Regions from separate parts of the Homo sapiens genome. Here region 1 is linked to region 2. Evidence: read pairs that join two places in POLR2A ChIA-PET (ENCODE). Cell type or tissue: Caco-2. All regions are shown on one strand. Links, peaks and the distances in the headings refer to the core of each region. The heading gives the core; the rest is flanking DNA.

Region 1 (8,462 bases), core at 1-5,000, 97 kb after region 2:
GAGACCAGCCTGATCAATATGGTACATGCACGTCTCTACTAATATTACAAAAATTAGTCGGCATGGTGACACGTGCCTGTAGTCCCAGCTACTTGAGAGGCTGAGACAGGAGAATCTCTCAAACCTGGAAAGGCGGAGGTTGCAGTGAGCTGAGATCATGCCACTACACTCCAGCCTGGGTGACAGAGCGAGACTCTGTCTAAAAAAAAAAAAAAGAATTTTTTTAACTTTAAGGTTATTACATTCACGTGTCTTTCTGTATGGGCTTTTAAAGTTCTTGTGACACTGAGTTAAAGGGCTTTGACTACTGGATCTAAGAAGGACACCAAGTCTTGCTAAATGTTGAACACTGACATCAATTAAAGCCTCATCTTCAGGCCTGATAGAAGATGCCAGTCAAAATAAACTGCATTCCTGAGACACAGGGCCAGAAATTAAAGCCATTGAACTCCTCAAGGCCCAGGGACTATCATGGAGGAGGTGGGCATGTGAGATTGTAAAGGCCAATTTTGAGAGATAAAATAAGTTCAGCTTCCCTAGAAATTAATCATTAATGTCAAATGCACACTGATGCAAGACCAGCATATGGGTCCCTGTGTCAGATTAACAATGTTTTCTTGAAGCATTAACCAACTAATTAATAAAGGTTATAAAAGGCTTATGGAAGTTATAACTTATGGTCAAGATTAAAATTTTAGAGATAGCTTATAAAATTTTGAAAAACAAATTTAATTGGCTTCATGCTGTTTTCATTAGGGCTTATTGTTTGTAAAATTAAGTCTCCTCTCTCAAAGAATGAAGGTTTTGCCTTTTTTTTTTGAAATCCTTGAGTTAGCACTTTGGTCAAAAGAATGACTTATTTTACAATGACCTGTGGTATCAAGTGTTTTCAACCTTTGATATTTGACAAACTTTCTGAAATCAAATTATAAATTATGTCTTTTTCCGACCTAATTAATGCTTTAGAATATTAGATTCCCTAAAGTCCAAAAATGACATAATTTGGCTTATTTGGTATAAAAATTATACAGAAAACATGGTCGAATATGAAATGGTGTTTGGTTTTCTTTGGGCTGTATTTGTATAAATATGTTATTGGTATGTGTTCTAAAATTATGGGAAACCCCTATAATTATTATATGACTTAGTGTACTTTATCAGTTATAATTATAATTGTTACATTAATGTGCCACAGAGGTAACAAATACCCTTGTCAATTGTGTCTTTGACTATGGCTGCCCTAAAACTTTTCGTCATCCACAGACAATTGTTGTCTTGTTTTGGTCCTCTTTAGAAGGTGGTTTTATAATCAGCTATAAAATCTAACATGTGCTCTTGAATACAAGTTTTTGATACATTTGGAGATTGTGACATCAGAATAGAATAAAACTTTCAGGACTCATGGAGAAGTGAAACGTTCATGAATATCAAGCTGAACAGGAATTAACTGCATAGAAAGAGTTAATAGAAGACTGATGTAATCTTTTTTACTTTTTGTTGAAAACATTGCTAATCCTTTGTTTTGTTTTTTCAGAGTCAAGGGAAGTTTTCTTTTGAGCTATTGACAGCTTTTAATAATTTAGTATACTCCTGTGAACAACATTTAGAACACATTTTTTTCTCTCTACCTGATTTCTCCAGAATTTGGAAACTATTTGTGACTATTCTTAACTTATGGTAATACAGTTATTTGCATCAGTACAATAAGAATCTGTTTCCAGGGGAGCGTGGTGGCTCACAACTATAATCCTAGCACTTTGGGAGGCCGAGGCGGGCAGATCACCAGAGGTTGGAAGTTTGCGACCAGCCTGACCAACATGGAGAAACCCCATCTCTACTAAAAATACAAAATTAGTTGGGCCTGGTGGTGCATACCTGTAATCCCAGCTACTCGGGAGGCTGAGGCAGGAGAATCGCTTGAACCTGGGAGGCGGAGGTTACGGTGAGCCAAGATCATGCCATTGGACTCCAGCCTGGGCCACAGGAGCGAAACTCTGTCTCAAAAAAAAAAAAAAAAGAATCTGTTTTCATTTATTGCAGGACACAATTGGAGAAACTGGTTACTGACTAGAATGGTATGCTTTCCTTCAAGGAAACAAACTTGACTTATGGAGCCAATAAAAGCACCTTGGGAAAACTGGCCTCTTACCTTGTCTACACAGTCCCTGTACAGGGTTCCTGACCTGTGGTAAGTAAGGAATGTTACTTTCTGACAGGCCCAGCAGCCACAAGTTTATCTTGGAACTTCAAGAAGAGAGGAATTCACCCAACTCATAGGTATTTGATAGTATAAATCCATGGCTGGGCTTGGTTTTAAAAAAGTCTTATCTGAGATTCCTTCTATGGAACAAAGTCCCATCACAGCCAATTTAAAAGCCTATGTAAAAAAAATTATTCTTGTTGCACTGTATACAAATAATCAGGCCAAGTATAATAAAGCAAATCAGTCCTACCATGACTTGTCTATAGTAAAAATGGGAAACCGGAGACAGAAAAATTATGTTTCACAAACTATAGTACACCTATTTTTAGATTCTAATCTTGCCTAATGTTTTTCAATTTTTATTATTTTTTACAGTTTGGACCGAATTCTAATTTTTCTTGGCTACAAGTCTTCAAAATAATGTTTTTAATTTTTTTCCTCCTTTTTTTTTGAGACAGAGTCTCACTCTGTCACCCAGACTGGAGTACGGCAGTGCGATCTCGGCTCACTGCAATCTCTGTCTCCCGGGTTCAAGCAATTGTCCTGCCTCAGCCTCCCAAGGAGCTGGGATTACAGGTTCCTGCCACCATGCTCAGCTAATATTTAGTATTTTTATTAGAGACAGGGTTTCACCACGTTGGCCAGGCTGGTCTTGAACTCCTGACCTCAGGTGATCCACCCGCCTCGGCCTCCCAAAGTGCTGGGATTACAGGTGTGAGTCACCGTGCCTGGCCCTGTTTTTAGACATTGGCAATGGGCAGCACAGGGCTGTGATCCCTGAGAGAAGAGAAACAAACAGGGTGAACCCTGTGATTTTCCAGGTGTAGGAAAACAGCCTGTTGCCTGGCAAGAGTAACACTATCTTAAAGGGAAACCACCATAATGACCCATGTTTGACTAGTGCATATACTGAGGCAGTCCTGCAGCAAAGTCAGGAAACAATGCCTGTAATGGAGATAACCCCTTGCAAAGAAACAGTGCCTGTACCAGAGACAACCTCTCATAAGGATGTTTATCTAGGCTGGCTTGCAGTGGCTTAATCCCAGCACTTTGGGAGACTGAGGTGGGAGGATCGCTTGAGCCCAGGAATTTGCGATCAGCCTGGGCAACACAGTGAGACCCTGTCTCTTAAAAAAAAAAAAAAAAAGAGCTTATTTAACTTCCCCAGTGGTCAGGAGTTTCACAAGAGGTCTGAGGCTAAAATCTTGCTATAAAAAGGATAATTTCTGGATGGCAGTTGCAGAGATCCACTGCCGTGTGGCTGTCTAAGACAAGGCTTTTGTTTGTAAGTCTCTATTAAATGTTTCTTTCTGATAAACTGGATTTGTCAACCTCTTTCTTCGGCCTCTCAGCTCCCTTGGCCTTTGGAGGTAGGTTAGCTTAGATCTGCTCACAGCAGAACACCACGCTTTCTGCCTGAAGGAATTTCTTTTTTCTTTTCTTTTTTTTTTTTTTGAGATGGAGTTTCGCTCTTGTTGCCCAGGCTGGAGTGCAATGGTGTGATCTCAGCTCACTACAACCTCTGCCTCCTGGGTTCAAGCGATTCTCCTGCCTCAGCCTCCCGACTAGCTGGGATTACAGGCATGCGCCACCACACCTGGCTAATTTTGTATTTTTAGTAGAGACGGGGTTTCTCCATGTTGGTCAGGCTGGTCTCGAACTCCCGACCTCAAGTGATCCGCCCACCTCGGCCTCCCAAAGTGCTGCGATTACAGGCGTGAGCCACTGTACCCAGCCCGCCTGAAGGAATTTCTAAGCTGCTAGGAAGGTAAGGGGAACCCAAACAGAGTCCAGCAGTCTCACAGAGGCAAGAGACAGAGATAGGAGTTTGGGGAAGTTGAAGTGGCTAGGATTTGCAGGGTAAAGTACTGAGAAGAGGGAGCTAGGCAGGGCAAGAATTCCAGAAATGTGCATAGGAATTAGCTTTAAATCATCAGCCAAATAATAATCTGTGCATCCATAGAATAAAACTCCACTAGTCTGGGCAAAAATAATTTATGAGGATAGAAAGTTGGTTCTTCATCTGGGCATGGTGGCTCACACCTGTAATCCTAGCACTTTGGGAGGCTGAGGTGGGCAGATCACTTGAGGTCAGGAGTTCAAGATTAGCTTGGCCAACATGGTGAAACTCCATCTCTATAAATAAGAATAATAATAAAAAATTAAAAAAAAGAAAGTTGGTTCTTTGAAAAGATCAACAAAATTGACAAACCTTTAGCTAGATGAACTAACTAAGAAAAAAGAAGATTCAAATCACTAAAAGTAGATACAAGAATGGGGACATTGCTACTGATTCCATCGGAATAATAAGGATTATAAAAGACTACTGTGGCCGGGCGCGGTGGCTCACGCCTATAATCCCAACACTTTAGGAGGCTGAGGCAGGAGGATCACCTGAGGTTGGGAGTGTGAGACCAGCCTGACCAACATGGAGCAACCCTGTCCCTACTAAAAATACAAAATTAGCCAGGTGTGGTGGCACACACCTGTAATCCCAGCTACTCAGAAGGCTGAGGCAGGAGGGAGAATCGCTTGAACCTGGGAGGTGGAGGTTGCGGTGAGCCGAGATCACACCATTACAATTGCTAGAAACACAAAAACCTATCAAGACTAAACCATAAAGAAATAGAAAATCTGAGTAAACCTATAACTAGTGAGATTGGATCGGTAATCAAAAATCTCCTGACAAAGAAAAGCCCAGGATCTAATGGCTTCACTGGTGAATTCCATTAAACATTTAAAGAAGAACCAACTCTTCTCAAACTTCTCACAGAAATTGAAGAGAACACTTCCTAACTCTTTCTATGATGCCAGCATTATGCTGATACCAAAGCCAGATAAAGACACTACAAGTCCCAGTAATAGCATGAAAAAAAGAAGACACTAGTAGAAAAGAAAACTATGGATCATTATCTCTTGTGAACATTGATGCAAAAATCCTCAGCAAAATACTCAGTAACCGAATTCAACAGCACAATAAAAGGATTGTGTACCTTGACCAATGGGGTTTACACCCAGAATGCAAGGGTGGTTCACCATACAAGAATCAATCAATGTAATGTACTGCATTAACTGAATTAATTTAAAAAACACGGCTGGGCACGGTGGCTCACGCCTGTAATTCCAGCACTTTTGGAGGCCGAGGTGGGCGGATCACGAGGTCAGGAGATCGAGACCATCCTGGCTAACACAGTGAAACCCCGTCTCTACTAAAAATACAAAAAAATTAGCCAGGCGTGGTGGCGGGCGCCTGTAGTCCCAGCTACTCAGGAGGCTGAGGCAGGAGAATGGCGTGAACCCAGGAGGCGGAGCTTGCAGTGAGCCGAGATCGTGCTACTGCACTCCAGCCTGGGTGACAGAGCGAGACCCCGTCTCAAAAAAAAAAAAAAAACCATGCGATCATCTCAATAGAGCAGAAAAAACATTTGGCAAAATTCAACACCCTTTCATGATAAAAACAGTCAATAAAGTAGGAACAGAAGGTAGTTATATAATGTAACAAAAGCCATATATGAAAAATCTGGCCAGGTATGGTGGCTCACACCTATAATGCCAACACTTTTTGGGAGGCAGAGGCAGGAGGATCACTTAAGCCCAGTAGTTTGAGACCAGCTTGAGCAACATAGTGAGACCCAGCTCTATAAAAAAGAAAAGAAAAGAAATCCACAGCAAACATCATACTCCATGGTGGAAGACTGAAAGCTCATCCACTAGGATCAGGAGCAAGTAGAGAGTCAACCTAAAATAACGACAGGGAGAGTGGCTCTAAGAAAAAGTGAGATTACTTGGGAATGAATGACAAATTGTATATTAGTCCATTTTCATGCTACTGACAAAGACATTCCTGAGACTGGGCAATTTACAAAAGAAAGAGGTTTAATGGACTTACAGTTCCAAGTGGCTGGGGAAGTACACAATCATAGTGGAAGGCAAGGAGGAGCAACTAATGTCTTACATGGATGGCAGCAGGCAAAATGAGAGAAAAGCTTGTGCAGGGGAACTCCTCTTTATAAAACCATCAGATCTTGTAAGACTTATTCACTGTCACAAGAACTGCACAGGAAAGACTTGCCTCCATGATTCATTTACCTCCCACCGGGTCCCTCCTACAACATATGGGAATTCAAGATAAGATTTGGGAGGGGACACAGCCAAACCATATCAGATTGTGTGAAAGGAAAATAAAATCTCAGGACCTCAAACTCACTACTCAAAAGGAAAAGTTAAGCTTGGAAACTAAGCCACACAAAAAAACTGCCTTTCCTTTTGTTCCTAAACAGATAGGTATAAGATAGAAGGCCACATGTCTCCCCAGGTGGCCTCCCTCACCCTGACAATGTAAATTAACAGCTTATCTTCACAGGTGCGGGACAAAAGGAGACTAGAAATCATCCCCCCCACGCCCCTGTCAGACAAATGCATATTTGAACTCTTCCTCTACTCTCTGTTTATCTTATGTACAGATTTACTGAGTGCAAGATGAATATGTAATTGACTATTCCTCTACCCTGTCCTTTTCACATGGAACGTATGGATTCAGTGAGCTCTAATCAAAGCCTCAAAAGAATGCAATGGCTTATCTCACTTGTCTACCTTCCTTTTTTTCCCCTTTCTTCTTTCTCCTCCTGCCCACTTTTTCCCCTTTAAATAATGAAGTCCTCAAAATCTTCTTTGGAAAAAAGTGCATGCCACAGATCATACTGTGTCTTGTGTCTCTTCTTCTTGGGTGTGCCTGCAACCTTGGCAAAATAAACCTCTAAATTGATTGAGACCTGTCTGTGATACTTTCTTGTTTACAGTTGCATCCCAGGGAATACATGTACTATGGTGAACCATGGAGGGGGGCACTCAGAGAGAAAAAGGAAGGAAAGGGGTTTTAAAGGCAAAATGAGGAAGGCTACGTAAGTTGTTTTGAAAAAATTATCCTTGGCTACAAGGATTGATAACAAGGGTAGCATTATTCCAAGATTGAACAGGCAATTGCTGGGCAGGTGTCATTGCAGAAATATTCTTCGTGCATGGGTGTGACGGCCTTTGTGCAAGATTGTGGTTTCAGACAATCCTTGTTTTTTGTTGTTGTTGTTGTTGGGTTTTTTTTTTTTTCTTGAGACGGAGTTTTGCTCTTGTTGCCCAGGCTGGAGTACAATGGGGCAATCTCGGCTCACTGCAACCTCTGCCTCCCAGGTTCAAGCAATTCTTCTGCCTTAGCCTCCTGAGTAGCTGGGATTACAGGTGTGTGCCACCACACCCAGCTAATTTTGTATTTTTAGTAGAGACGGGGTTTCATCATGTTAGGTTGGTCTTGAACTCCAGACCTCAGGTGATCCGCCCATCTCAGCATCCCAAAGTGTTGGGATTACAGGCATGAGCCACCGTGCCCAGCCTCAGACAGTCCTTGTAATATTTTCTATCATAGGCATGTGTGCATGGGAGCCCCTCATTTATGGCCTCCTGAGTCCATTTTGCTAGGGTTTGGCATAAGTGACTCCAGTTTGATTTGGACAACTTGTGCAGAAGGATGCCCACTTTTGGTATTTCTATTCAACATAGTACTGGAAGTCCTAGCCAGAGAAATTAGGCAAGAAAAAGAAATAAAAGCAACCCAGATTGGAAAGTAAGAAGTATCTCTGTTTGCAGATGCTATTTATTTATTTAGAGACAGGGTCTCACTCTCATTGCCCAGGCTGGAGCGCAGTGGTGTGATTGTTATAGGACAGGGGTCCCAATCCAGACCCCAAGAGAGGGTTCTTGGATCTCACGCAAGAAAGAATTCAGGGTGAGTCCTTGGTGCAAAGCGAAAACAAGTTTATTAAGAAAGTAAAGGAGGGGCCGGGCACGGTGGCTCACGCCTGTAATCCCAGCACTTTGGCAGGCCGAGGTGGACAGATCATGAAGTCAAGAGATCGAGACCATCCTGGCTAACAGGGTGAAACCCCGTCTCTACTAAAAATACAAAAAAAAAAAAAATTAGCTGAGCATGGTGGCAGGCTCCTGTAGTCCCAGCTACTTGGGAGGCTGAGGCAGGAGAATGGCGTGAACCCGGGAGGTGGAGCTTGCAGTGAGCCGAGATCGCACCACTGCACTCCAGCCTGGGCAACAGAGCGAGACTCCACCTCAAAAAAAGAAAAAGAAAGTAAAGGAATAGAAGAATGGCTACTCCATAGACAGAGCAGCCCCAAGGACTGCTGGTTGCATATTTTCATGGCCATTTCTTGATGAAATGCTAAACAAGGGGTGGATTATTCGTGCCTTCCCTTTT
Region 2 (8,618 bases), core at 1,025-6,024:
GCTCTGTCACCAGGCCGGAGTGCAGTGGCGTGATCTCAGCTCACTGCAACCTCCGCCTCCTGGGTTCAAGTGATTCTTGTGCCTCAGCCTCCCAAGTAGCTGGGATTACAGGCACACGCCACCACGCCCAGCTAATTTTTGTATTTTTAGTAGAGGCGGGTTTTCACCATGTTGGCCAGGATGGTCTTGATCTCCTGACCTCAGGTGATCCGCCCACCTTGGCCTCCCAAAGTGCTGGGATTACAGGCGTGAGCCACCGCACCCAGCCAATTTTTTGTGTTTTTAGTAGAGAGAGGGTTTCACCATGTTGGTCAGGCTGCTCTCGAACTCCTAACCTCAAGTGATCCACCTGCCTCGGCCTCCCAAAGTGCTGGGATTACAGGTGTGAGCCACCATGCCTGGCTCTGTTTTTGTGGTTTTTTTTTTTTTTTTTCCTGAGACAGATTCTCGCTCTGTCACCCAGGCTGGAGTGCAGTGGCGGCGATCTTGGCTCACTGCAACCTCTGCCTTCTGGGTTCAAGAGATTCTCGTGCCTCAGCCTCCCAAATGGTTGGGACTACAAGTGTGGGCCACTACGCCCAGCTTTTTATACTTTTAGTAGAGACAGGGTTTCTCTATGTTGTCCAGGCTGGGCATGAACTCCTGGCCTCAAGTGATCCACCCGCCTTGGCCTCCCAAAGTGCTGGGATTATGGGTGTGAGCCACCACGCCTGGCCTAACGCCAACACTTTGGGAGGCAGAGGTGGGAGAATCACTTAAGGCCAGCCTGGCTGGTCTCAAACAAGACACTGTCTCTACAAGAAAAAAAAGATACAGACATGCTTGTGCTTATTCTAAAATGTATATGAAAAGGCAAAGGAATGAGAGTAGCTAAAACAATTTTGAAAAACAAGAATAGGTTGGGCGTGGTGGCTCACGCCTGTAATCCCAGCACTTTGGGAGGCCGAGGCAGGCAGATCACCTGAGGTCAGGAGTTCCAGACCAGCCTGGCCAACATGGTGAAACCACATCTCTACTAAAAATACAAACATTAGCCAGGCATGGTAGCGGATGCCTGTAATCCCAGCTACTCAGAAGGCTGAGGCTGGAGAATTGCTTGAACCCAGGAGGTGGAGGTTGCAGTGAGCCGAGATCGCGCCATTGCACTCCAGCCTGGGCAACAAAAGCAAAACTCTGTCTCAAAAAAAGAAACAAGAATAGGCTGAGCATGGTGGCTTTTGCCTGTAATCTTTGGGAGGCCAAGGGAGACCGATTGCTTGAGCTCAGGAGTTTGAGATCAGCCTGGGCAACATATGTGGCAAAATCCCATCTCTACAAACAAAACAAAAATTAGCCGGGCGTGGTGGCACATGTCTGTACTCCCAGCTACTTGGAAGGCTGAGGCAGGAGAATCACTTGAGCCCAGGTGGTGGAGGTTGCAGTGAGCCAAGATCATGCCACTGCACTCCAGCCTTGGTGACAGAGGCAGACCCTGTCTCAAAAAAAAAAAAAAAAAAAGAAGAAGAAGAAGAAGAAAAGAAGAGGAGGAGGGGAGGAGGGGGGAGGGGGAGGGGAGGAGGAGGAGGGGGAGGAGGAGGAAGAAGAAGGAGGAGGAGGAGGAGAAAAAAGTGGGAAGATCAACTGTACCTGATTTTAAGACTTACTGTCATCGCTGTATTAGTCAAGACAATGTGGTATTTGCAGAGGATAGAGAAATACATCAATGGAACAGAATTAAGAACCCAGGAATACACCCACACAAGTATAGCCAACTGATTTTTAAACATTCAATGAAGGATATTCTTTTCAACAAATGAACCCCACAACTTACACAAAAATTAACTTAAAATGGGTCATAGATGTAAAGGCAAAACATAAAGCTAGAAGACTTCCAGAAGAAAACAGGTGAAAATCTAGGACTAGGTGAAAAGGTCTTAGACATGACACCAAAAACAATCCATCAAGGAAAAATCTACAACTGGACTTTATCAAGATTAAAACTTTTAATTTGCAAGCCACATATCTGACAAATAACTCACATCTCAGATATGTAAAAAACTCTCAATTTCAACCTGAGAAAGCTGAAAAAAGAAACTCTCAAAAACCCAAAAGATCAACATACATTTTACTAAAGAGATATTTCATGTACTCACAAAAATATGTTCCACACCTTTAGCCATTAGAGAAATGTAAATTAAGCCACAATGAGGTATTTTTTTACACACCTATTAAAAGGAACTAAAATAAAAAATAGTGACTATTGGCCGGGCATGGTGACTCACGCCTGTAATCCCAGCACTTCGGGAGGCCGAGGCAGGGGCATCATTTGAGTCAGGGGTCCAAGACCAGCCTGGCCAACATGATGAAACCCTGTCTCTACTAAAAATACAAAAATGAAGGCCGGGCGTGGTGGCACATGCCTGTAATCCCAGCTACTCAGGAGGCTGAGGCAGGAGAATCACTTGTACCCAGGAGATGGAGATTGCAGTGAGCCAAGATTACGCCACTGCACTCCAGCCTGGGGTACAGAGCAAGACTCCGTTTCAAAAAAAATAGGGGATGGGAAGAGGGTGGCATGACTTTTAAAGAGGCAGCACGAGGAAGATCTTTGCACTGATGGAACAGATCTGTATCTTGATCATAGTGTGGGCTACACACATCCACACGTGATGAAATTTACAGAACTACATGCACACACACCACACACACACACACAAATGGGTGCATGTAAAACTAGTAAAATCTGTAAATTGTAGCAATGCCAATTTTCTGGTTTTAAACAAGATGCTGCCATTTGAGGGAAACTAAGGGCACACAGGTCTCTTCTGTAATGTTTTCGCCATGTCCTATGAATCTTAAATTATTTCAAAATTTTAAAAAGGTCATTTGTGCCAAACCATTCATTCAGCAGAACTGGCCAAGTGCTTCTGCCCAAGCCGGGCACTGTCCTGGGTATCAGGACTACCCCAGTGGACAAGATGGAGCTGCTGTCTCCAGGAAACTGGCCCTCCCAAAGGACGGCGGGACAATATGGAAGTCAGCAATTATTTCAGAGCATAACAAGGGCCGTGAAGGAAAAGTAACAAGCCACAGAGGGTCTGTGGACCCTGACACAGGAGTGGCCTTTCAGAGGAAGCAACCTTGAGATGAGTGAGGCCTGAGTGGTGGGAAGGAGCCAGTCAGGAGACGAGCATTCCACACAGGACACAGAATGAGCAAGGCAGAGGAAGGGCGGTGCTTGAGCGGGAGCTGGGAGCCGGTGAGGTGGCAGAGGGGCCAGGTCCCAGGGCCTCACAAACCCTAGCATTTCATTTGCATCTCGGCATCCAGAGTTGAGGTGTTTATTATATTCTGTTTCTATTTGGAGAAAACGAGGCTTAGAACAGCCTGGGTCTAGGCCCAGCTAGAAAATGGGAGTATCAGGTAGTTCTGTAGTCCCCATTCCTGCATTCCCCAAGTCAGAGAACCCACTTTTGGAAAGCCTGCTTGGAGGTCCCCTGGCTTGGTTGGCCTCTGCACCTCGGAGGCCCCCTCTTCAGCCTATCCCTCCTGCCTCCTGCAAGCTCCAGGTGTGCCCTCCCTTCCCGCCACCACCATCGTCACTGCCACTGCCCTGCCTCAATAGGAAGCCGAAGGCCTCTGGCCCAGGAGGTATCTTTGGGGGGCCGTCAGCAACAGAATACGTTTTTCCTTTATTGAATGAGGAGACTGAAGTCAGACTGAATCCAGCCCTGAATTTAAATCTCCTTTGCCACTTCAGAGGAAGGTGCAGGCTCTCAAAGCGGTGAGTTTGCAAGCTGGGCTCTCCCTCCTCTCCCGTCTTCTCCAGCCTCCCCGCGGGAGGGATGGAGGTGATGGAAGAAGCAGTATCCTAATCTAGTCACACTTTGTCAGTTCCCACCTCTCTCCTCCCTTCCAGCCATGCTCCAACCCTTGTGGTGCCCCAGTGCCCGTTCCAGCATGCAGGGCGTGTGCTCCCTCTGCCCAGGGCCACTCACACTCTTTGTCCTGCCATGCTGCCACCTCACCCCTGCGGGACCCTTCTGCTTTCTTTCTCTTTCTTTTTCCTTCTTTCCTTTTTAGAGGCAGGGTCTCGCTCTGTCACCCAGGCTGGCGTGCAGTGGCGCAATCATAGCTCACTGCAGCCTTGACCTCCCAGGCTCAAGCCATCCTCCCGCCTCAGTCTCCCAAAGTGCTGGGCTTACAGGTGTGCGCCACCGTGCCTGGGCTCTTCTGTTTTCTTGACAGTAAAACTGTTATTACCTTCCTTCTAGTTCCCATTGAAGAAACAGAGGCTCAGAGAAGGAAGATGACTTCCCCAAGGTCACAGAACCAACAAACAGCAGAGCTGGGATTGAGACCCAGGTCATCTGCCCCTGCACCCTTTTGCCCTTTTATCACCTGCTTTGCCTCAAATGCCTTAACGTGTCTCGTCCTCCTGGCAAGCATGCTCCTTTCCCAGAGCCCAGCGCAAATGTCCTCTCCTCAAGCGAATTGCCCTGACCCCTCCCTCAATCCCGAGCAGCCGTGCTTCCACCCTGGGCTCCAGTGCACACCTGCAGGTGGCTCTTCCCTGTGCATCTCACCTGTCAGGATGGATCCCGCTGACTGCCTGCACTCACTAGACCAAAGGCCATCATGTTTGCCATGTTCCCAGACCTAGCAAGAGGGAATGGACACGACGGGCATCAGAGAGTATCTCCTGAATAGGTGACTGAGTAAGCGAGCAAGTGAGTGCCCCGCTGGGAGAGAAAGTCTGTGTGGAGCTGACTCCACCCCTGGGCCCAGGTGCCCTTATACAGGCCCTGCCCTCTCTTTCCAGTGCCCCAGCATAGTGAAATGACCTGTTACCTTTCCCGTTTCCGATTATTCTTTTTTGCATAATGATGACTCCTTACACCCCTCCTCACTGCAGATCAGACAAGCTGATTCACATCCATGGGCCTCTGCTGCTGTTTCTACCTGAGATGAAGGCTCTGGAGAGAGGGCACCCTGGAGAGACCCTCATATTGAAGACTCGTGGCTGATCAGTGCCCAGCATGCTGGCAGGCCTGCCCAGGGGCAAGTGCCAAAGTCCAGCTTGGCTAGATGTTAGCCACATCTGCTGAGCATGGATTTATTTTAGCATATCTATAAACATTTTCTGTGATTTTTTTTTTTTTTTTTGAGACACAGTATCACTCTGTCACCCAGGCTCGAGTGCAGTGGCGCAATCTTGGCTCACTGCAACCTCCACCTCCTGGGTTCAAACAATTCTCCTGCCTCAGCCTCCCGAGTACCTAGGATTACAGGCGCCTGCACCACAGCCTGCTAATTTTTATATTTTTAGTAGAGACGGAGTTTCACCATGTTGGCCAGGCTAGTCTTGCACTTCTGACCTCACGTGATCCACCTGCCTCGGCCTCCCAAAGTGCTGGGATTACAGGCATGAGCAACCGAGTCCAGCCCACATTTTCTGTTATTTTAACCAAAGTATATCCATGAAAAAAGCTGGAAGCTGGCTGGGCACGGTGGCTCACTCCTGTGATCCCAGCACTTTGGGAGGCCGAGGCAGGTGAATCACCTGATGTCAGAAGTTCAAGGCGAGCCTGGCCAACATGGTGAAACCTCATCTCTACTAAAAATACAAAAATTAGCCAGGCGTGGTGCGGGCACCTGTAATCCTAGCTACTCGGGAGGCTGAGGCAGGAGAATCGCTTGAACTCGGGAGGCAGAGGTTGCAGGTGAGCCGAGATAGCACCGCTGCACTCCAGCCTGGGTGACAGAGTGAGACTCTGTCTCAAAAAATAAAAAAATAAAAAAAAGCTGGATGCAAATATGCCAAAATATTAATGTTAATCATTTTGGATGGTGGGAATAATGGCTATTTTTTCTTTATACTTTTCTGCAATTCTCTTTCTTTTCTCTTTTTTTTTTTTTTTGAGACAGAGTCTCACTCTGTCACCCAAGCTGGAGTGCAGTGGCACAATCTCGGCACACTGCAACCTCCGCCTTCTGGTTCAAGCGATTCTCCTGCCTCAGCCTCCTGAGTAGCTAGGATTACAGGCATGTGCCACCACACCCATCTAATTTTTTGTATTTTTAGTAGTGACAGCGTTTCATCATGTTGGTCAGGCTGGTCTCAAACTTCTGAGCTCAAGTGATCCACCTGCCTCAGCCTTCGAAAATGCTGAGATTACAGGTGTGTACCACCGCGCCTAGCCCTCTTTTTTCTTTTCAGAGACAGGGTCTTGCTCTGTTGACCAGGCTGGAGTGCAGTGGTGCTCACTGCAGCTTCAAACTCTCAAGCTCAGGCAATCCTCCTGGCCAGGTGCGGTGGCTCATGCCTGTAATCTCAGCACTTTGGGAGGCCAAAGCAGGCGGATTACTTGAGGTCAGGAGTTCAAGACCAGCCTGGCCAACATGGTGAAACTCTGTCTCTACTAAAAATACAAAAATTAGCTGGGTATGGTGGCAGGCGCCTGTAGTCCCAGCTACTCGGGAGGCTGAGGCAGGAGAATGACTTGAACCTGGGAGGCAGAGGTTGCAGTGAGTGGAGATCACACCACTACACTCCAGCCTGGGTGACAGAGTGAGACTCCATCTCAGAAAAAAGAAAAAAAAAATCAGTTCTCCTCTTCAGCCCTCCAAGTAGCTGGTAGTATAGGAACAAGCCACCATACCTGGCTGATTTTTTTATTATTATTATTATTATTTTTGAGGTGGAGTTACACTCTTGTTGCCCAGGCTGGAGTGCAATGGCGTGATCTTGACTCACCGCAACCTCCGCCTCCTGGGTTCAAGCGATTCTACTTCCTGACTCAGCCTCCCGAGTAGCTGGAATTACAGGCATGCACCACCACGCCAGGCTAACTTTGTATTTTTAGTAGAGATGGGGTTTCTCTATGTTGATCAGGCTGGTCTCGATCTCCCGACCTCAGGTGATCTGCCTGCCTCAGCCTCCCAAAGTGCTGGGATTACAGGCATGAGCCACCATGCCTGGCCTTACTTGGCTAATTAAAAAAAAAAAAAATCTGTAGAGATGGGGTATCACCACGTTGCCCAGGCTTGTCTCGAACGCCTGGGCTCAAGTGATCCTCCCACCTCAGCCTACCAAAGCACTAGGATTACAGGTGTGAGCCACCACATCTGGCTTGTCTACAACTTTTTAATAAAGCTCTGCCCTTGTCTTTTTTTTTTTGAGATGGAGTGTCACTCTGTCGCCCAGGCTGGAGTGCAGTGGCACAATCTTGGCTCACTGCAACCTCCGCCTCCCAGGTTCAAGCGATTCTCTGCCTCAGCCTCCCGAATAGCTGGGATTACAGGCGCCCACCACCATACCTGGCTAATTTTTGTATTTTTAGTAGAGACTGGGTTTCACCATCTTGGCCAGGCTGGTCTTGAACTCTTGACCTCGTGATCCACTCACCTCGGCCTCCCAAAGTGCTGGGATTACAGGCATAAGCCACTGCGCCCGGCCAGTTATTTCTTTATAGGAATGAAAACAGACTTACACAGCTCCCTTCTAATCCCCATGGTGACAGAATTACCTATAACCCATGTCTGATAAAGCCCTTCAATGGCCCTTGGGGCAAAGTGTGATTTCCTTAACCTAGTTCACACAATCTGACCTCAAACTTGTGGGAACAGAGACAAGGGGACTTACTCTGTGTCAGGTACCAGCTGGGGAACTTTTACATTCAAGAAAGTTTCGTAAGAAGCCAATGAAGATGGTAATTAGGAGGTCACAGGTGACCATAAGAGATGGTCAGTGAAGGTGAAAGTTCAATTACAGGAGGCTAAGGAGGAAGTGGAGGCTGGTTGTGTAAACGATCCTGGCAGCAACTTGTGGGTAAACTGGGATTGAGGTTTTGTAAGGGAGGGGACTCCAAACAGTTTGAGAGAGAAGATAAAGAGATCCAAGTGGTTTAGAAGGGGATGATTGCTGGTGAAGGTTCTGAACATGGTGACAGGTGGGAGGCTGAGCACACACTCGTACACCGCTGGCAGGAAGAGAAATGACTTTTCTGGACTACAATTTGGAGATAACACAAACATTAAAAAGAAGAAAAAATTGTATCCCTTTTTGACTAAGCAATTCTAGGATTGTTATTTTTTTCTCCTGAGGAAACTAGCATGGATGTTCACATTCAGGTGTGGGGATGTTTATCAATTTGCTATTTTAGAAAAGAGAAAAAAAGTTTAGCATGTCACAAGATAATTTTCATCAATATATGGTACATCCATTTAGTGAAATGCTGTACAGCCATTTAAAAAGATACAGAAGAGGCCAGGCATGGTGGCTCACGCCTGTAATCCCAGCACTTTGGGAGGCCAAGGCGGACGGATCACCTGAGGTCAGGAGTTTGAAACCAGCCTGACCAACATGGTGAAACCCCGTCTCTACTAAAAATACAAAAATTAGCTGGGCGTGGTGGCGGGCGCCTGTAATCTCAGCTACTTGGGAGGCTGAGGCAGGAGAATCGCTTGAACCCGGGAGGCGGAGGTTGCAGTGAGCCAAGATCGCGCCACTGCACTCCAGCCTGGGCGACAGAGCGAGACTCGAAATAAATAAATAAATAAATAAATAAATAAATAAGATACAGAAGAATGTGTGAACTTGAAATAATGCAGTATTTATATTATATCCCATTTCTGTC

Evidence for each region. Peaks named below come from ENCODE experiments on the same cell type or tissue, not always from the same donor. Only the 100,000 strongest peaks of a DNase experiment are listed, where the experiment ranks them.
Region 1: POLR2A ChIA-PET joins it to region 2 with 5 read pairs; 27 of 35 experiments call an interaction of 5 or more read pairs at or near these places.

Annotation. Positions count from the first base shown.
Region 1 is chr5:176,419,029-176,427,490 of GRCh38, reverse strand. No RefSeq gene overlaps it. Among named protein-coding and RNA genes, the nearest start is that of CLTB, 6.7 kb to the right of the region's middle. In Caco-2, for the core only: no CTCF peak of the experiment used is centred there; a DNase peak (open chromatin) is centred at 2,190.
Region 2 is chr5:176,516,431-176,525,048 of GRCh38, reverse strand. No RefSeq gene overlaps it. Among named protein-coding and RNA genes, the nearest start is that of RNF44, 17 kb to the left of the region's middle. In Caco-2, for the core only: no CTCF peak of the experiment used is centred there; no DNase peak of the experiment used is centred there.